2 separate regions of the Homo sapiens genome follow, and region 1 is linked to region 2. The links are chromatin contacts, found by Hi-C in ENCODE. All regions are on one chromosome and are shown on one strand. The core of a region is the stretch at or near the end of the contact, and the rest is flanking DNA. Distances in the headings are between cores, read along the strand shown.

Region 1 (2,700 bases), core at 76-2,575, 2.2 Mb after region 2:
GCCTGTAATCCCAGCAATTTGGGAGGCCGACGCAGGTGGATCACCTGAGGTCAGGAGTTCAAGACCAGCCGAGCCAACATGGTGAAACCCTATCTCTACTAAAAATACAAAAAATTAGCCAGGCAGGGTGGTGGATGCCTGTAATCCCAGCTATTTGGGAGGCTGAGGCAGAAAAATCGCTTGAACCCGGGAGGTGGAGGTTGCAATGAGCCAAGATCACACCACTGCACTACAGCCTAGGCAACAAGAGCGAAACTCTGTCTCAAAAAAAAAAAAAAGAATTCGTTTTTCTGACTTTCCTAGCTCCACCTCTGTCCTCCAGAAAGCCCTCCTCTTCCCAGAAGGCTGGCACACAGGGCTGGGGGCCAGGCTTGACTTCCCTGTGGAGGGGTCTGAGGTTGGGGGGATGACCTGCAGAGGTAGGGGAATTCAGAGAACTTGTTTTGATAGAAACTGAAACTCCTCCTCTTGCTGACGCTGCACTTGTGGGCAATCTGCACCTGTTCTCCCCTCCCAGAGGCCAGCTGGAAGGGGGTCCCCCACCATTCTACCTCTGTTCCCATCTCAAACAGGGCTCAGAAATCCTCAGTACAATACTACAATTGGTCCCACACCAAAGACTTTTCACACTCCAACTCATTCTATCCTTACCAAAACACTCTTACTTTACCCAGGAGACACAGAAATGTGGCAAAGCTTGCCTGGGATCACAGATTTAGGGGGAGTGAAGGGGAGGCCAGGCTCTCAAAGGGTAACTGCTGGCCCCAGCTGATATTACCACCTTCACCCCAATCCAGCCACCATCTTAGTCACCTTACTCCCTGGGGCAGGACCTGATCTTGTGTGCCTCAGTTTCCACACCAGCACAAGCAGGAATCAGCTAGAACCCAGGAAAGGCATGGGAGAGGGCAGAGATTATAGATATCAGGGGCTGCATCTCTCCCTAGGGCCACAGAGGCCAATATGAACCTTACCCTCCCCATACACACCCCACTTCTTTCCTTTTTCTGGACACACAGAGACACCAGTATAGAAATGCACATGTGTATACACATACAGCAGAGACTGCCAAAGATGCTCCCTGAGGCCAAATGCTCACCCAACAAATCCCACAACAGAGAACTATCACATTCAATGAGTAGATGCCCTTGCCACTTCAGGAAAGACTGAAGATGTGAGGCTCTATAAACTGAGGGACCCCCTACCCCACCAACCTCCTTCCTGGCCTCTGGCAGGGTAGGTGGAGGGCAGGGGAAATAACCAAGAGCTCTAACAGACTAGCCTCAACCTCTCTCCTCTGTTGCCCGGGGGAAGTCCTTATGTAACTAATGTAATGTAACCAATAATGTACCCAGATTTATGTTAAGAAGCAAGACATGAGAGCCTGGATTATCTTCCTATAGGGTCCTACCATTTGCTTTAGAGACATCTGAGAACTGCCTACTCCCCAGGTAGCTGCCTGCCTCCCAGAAGAGCCACAGCAAGTTCCGCTAAGGGCAAAAAAGGAAGCTAGGTGTCTACAGGGAACCTAAAAACAAACCACACTAACGTGTGTACACACAGCTGCAGAGGGAGACAGGGACCTGGTCTGCTCCCCACTACCCTCCTGGTCCAGTGGGAACCCTGGCCCCACTGAGAACCAATCTCCTGAGGAGATGAGCCAGGACAAAGGTCTCACTTGCCTGTCAAGCAGCTGTGGTGTGACCTGGTCTGTAGCCCCAACTACCCCAACTAGCATACCCTCAGTGGGAGAGACAGAACTCATCCCACTGGATAGTCTGGTTCCTGAGATGTGTGCTCCTCTGCTCAAGGATTCCCACTGCAAGGATGAGAAACCTGAAGGATACACGGGAGAGGCTGAAGGAAGCTGGTGTACAGGAAATGGCCCGTGGGAATCTTCTTTCTGTGGCCTGGTTCAACCTCAAATACCAATGTTCTGACACTGGTTGTATGACCTAGATAGGGTAGGGTCTTGGCTTTCTCTTGAGGCCTCAGTTTCCCCATTTATAAAACAATCAAAATTGATCTCAGATCCATCCCTCCTAGTGCTGATGTTCCAAGACCAAAAGGCCCAGAAGAGTGGGCCTAGCTAATGTTTCTGGGCCTCATCGTGGTAACATGCACAGCCCTTGCCACTCCCCCATGGCCCATGTAGAAACAACCATGTGGCCTTCACTCTGCCCACAGAAGCTAGCACCAGGACCCTGGTCAGGGTTAGAGGTTTCTGCTGAGTCAAAGCCACATGGAGGGAGGGAGCAAGGGAGAGATGCAGAGTCATGTTTCCAGGAGGAGGTTATCTGAGCATAACAGGGACAGGGTGGGCCACAGGATACCTCTGAGGCTCAGGTTCCCACCTCCACTCCACCCAAGCCTTCAATGATGCTCATGAATCCCCAATAAGAGGAGGTGGGAGAGAACTGAGCGCAAGCAATGGATATTGCTTAACTCAGGGGAACCAATGGCAGGCAGGCAGCTACCTGGGGAGTAGGCAATTCTCAGAAGTCTCTAAAGCAAATGGTAGGACCCTATAGGAAGATAATCCAGGGGAACAGAAGGCAGAAAGCCACCTGCCTCAAGACTCCCAACAACAGAGGGCCACGTGCTCCTACTTGGAGGAGGTAAGGTCCAGAGAAGTCAAGGAACACAGCCAAGGTCATCCAGCCAGTTGACAACCAAGCTAAGAAGCTAAGGATCCTAGGA
Region 2 (2,700 bases), core at 83-2,582:
AGAGAGGGAGCAAGTGAGAGAGTGGGGAGATGCCAGGTTCTTTAAACAACCAGATCCCACCTGAACTAACAGATCAAGAACTCACTCATTAGTGGCAGGGATGGCACCAAGCCATTTATGAGGGATCCACCCCCATTAATCAAAACACCTCCAACCAGGCCCACCTCCAACATGAGAGGTCACATTTCAACATGAGATTTGGAGGGGACAAATAATATCCAAACCATATCAGTTACTCACGTTGAAACATAAATTCATTCATGTTCACTGCTGTTCAGTTATACATTGTGCACTGAGTCTTGTATAAGGGCTCAGTGACAGATTTGCTTTAGAATTTAAGATAAAAATTCTAAATGCAGTGTATTAATATGCCACAGTTTATTAAACCATGTCCCTACTGCTAGACACCTGGGTCTTTTAAATTCACTACATTTACAAAATGTTTGAGTCACATCTGGGGAAATGTTAAATTAGTCAAATGCCAAATTAGGTATACTCAGGCTATTTTGTAAAGCCTTTAAGATGCTCTACACAGCAAGCCACTTAAAATAGAAAACGACAGTACTGAACTATAGCATACAAGGAGGAAGTAAATTTATGGTCCTCCTAGACTTTTTGTTATTGTAATCAAGCATTACATGGTGCTCTGAGTTTCTTGATAACTGAAACAAAAAGGAAGCATTGTGTGCTATTTAATTCTCATAATCTGATAAGAGGGAATAACCAGTTAAGAGAAATAAATGTTTGCTTAATCCTAAATTCTCAAAGCTGTCAGATGGCCCCTTATCCATGGGTCAATTAGCAAAAAAGGATAACATCTTTAACAACCAGTTATATAGAAAATGCACAAGGCAGGCTGGGCATGGTGGCTCATGCCTGTAATCCCAGCACTTTGGGAGCCTGAGGCGGGTGGATCATCTGAGCTCAGGAGTTCAAGACCAGCCTGGCCAACATGGTGAAACCCTGTCTCTACTAAAAATACAAAAAACTAGCTGGGCATGGTGGCGGGCGCCTGTAATCCCAGCTACTTGGGAGGCTGAGCCAGAAGAATCGCTTGAACCCGGGAGGTGGAGGTTGCAGTGGGCTGAGATCACACCATTGCACTCCAGCCTGGGCAACAAGAGTACAACTCCATCTCAAAAAAAATTAAAAAAAAAAGACAAAAGAAAAGAAAAGAAAATGCACAAGGCTTCTCCAGGAGAAATATTCTTGGGTGACCTTTAGCAAGCAGAGGACTTAACATTGAAAGTTTTTTCTGCGGAGGGTCAAGTTAGTGCCCTAGGTTCATGTCAACATGCAGGTCCTACCCAGAAGAGAATATCCATGAGGACTGGACCACTCCAGGAAAGCTGATCTCCTCCAGAACCCGGTGACTTCCCTGTGGTTCGGTACTTTCAGAGACCACACTATTAGTGACTCTAGTATTATTAGGGGATTTTCCTCTCCCTTCTTAATTAACTCAAGGTTTCAAAACGTTTTGGAGAAGTGAAAAGATACTAGTTATTTCTGTGGGTTTTTTTTTTTCGTGACTGTAAAACACCCAAATATAGTATCTTCCTTTTCATTTTTACTCACAGTTGGTAGTTATTTTTCCTAAACCACAGTTACAATACTCTACCTCAATATACTATACTCAATGTTTTCTGCTTCTTCCTACTACTCTAAGTAATGTGCCCCAAACAGAAAAAGTACATTTTAGTATGCTAATAGTTTCAAATCAGTCAGTGTAGTCTAAGAACTACTTACTGGGCACCCACTTTGTATTAGGGGTTTTACTTACAATATTATCTCTTAATTTTCACCACAACTTTATGAGGTAGGGATTATTAACACCACTTTACAGTTAAAAAAAAAAACTGGATCTTCAAGAGTAAGTAACTGCCCTAAGACCACATAGCTGGTAAACTGTAGAAGTAGGATTCCAACTTGCATACTTCCAATTCCAAAGCCAGAGTTCTTTCTGCTATTTCCTGATGTCTCCCAGATGACAAGTAAATTATGGATATTTGGCTCAGCTTTGTAAATAATATACATGCCTACTACGTTGAAGCCCCAAACCTCCCCTCAACACAGGATGCTCTATATAATCTGGCCATAATGAAGCCCCTCCCCAAATTTTATTTCCTACTGGACTCTACAAGGACCTCATCTCCACCCCAATCTAATTTGGCAGGTTTCACTATTGCCTCCATACTTATGGACAACACATATATTTTTTGAGATCCCCGACAAATATTTTTTGAGATCCCCGACAAATATTTTTTGAGATCCTACTATGTCCCAGGCACTGTTCTAGTGTTTGGAGATATATGTCAGTGAACGAAACAAATACAAATTCCTGCTTTTCTGGACTTCGTTATATTTCTAATAAGGGAAGAAACATAAGAAACAAAATAAGTAGATTACATGGTATGTTAGAATACGGTAGGTGCTATGGCTAAAAATAAGGCAGGGAAAGGGTTAAGGAGTGTAGTGTGGAGTAGAGGATTGTGAGTTTAGAAAGAACCAATAGAAATCCTGGAAAAGAAAAACATGACCTTAGCATTTTTATTTCATTTTCAAGTTCAACAGCAGACTAGACACAGTAAAGAGAGAACTGGCAAACTAGAAGATAAATTTGTTGAAAGAGATTCATTCATCAAGCAAATTAATACTTATTGAGCATGTACTATATATCAGACATTGCGCTAGATTAAATTA

What was found. A loop is a pair of places that touch in the nucleus more often than their neighbours do. Pooled maps may share reads with other maps.
Region 1: a map with no recorded cell type shows a loop between it and region 2 (10-fold over the local background). The contact joins two enhancer-like sites. A Hi-C loop is called at or near these places in 3 of 37 single-sample maps with no recorded cell type and 3 of 50 pooled maps.

Annotation. Positions count from the first base shown.
Region 1 is chrX:48,938,431-48,941,130 of GRCh38, forward strand. The region is part of intron 2 of OTUD5 (OTU deubiquitinase 5); the gene reads right to left. Among named protein-coding and RNA genes, the nearest start is that of OTUD5, 18 kb to the right of the region's middle. RefSeq lists enhancers at 185-684, 695-744, 1,875-2,134 and cis regulatory regions at 1,699-2,700, 2,024-2,524. Within about 2 kb of position 1,326, at least 6 of the 41 ENCODE cell types and tissues checked have a DNase peak (open chromatin) inside an H3K27ac peak, as active enhancers do.
Region 2 is chrX:46,712,364-46,715,063 of GRCh38, forward strand. The region is part of intron 1 of SLC9A7 (solute carrier family 9 member A7); the gene reads right to left. Among named protein-coding and RNA genes, the nearest start is that of SLC9A7, 45 kb to the right of the region's middle. RefSeq lists an enhancer at 1,782-1,881. Within about 2 kb of position 1,333, at least 3 of the 41 ENCODE cell types and tissues checked have a DNase peak (open chromatin) inside an H3K27ac peak, as active enhancers do.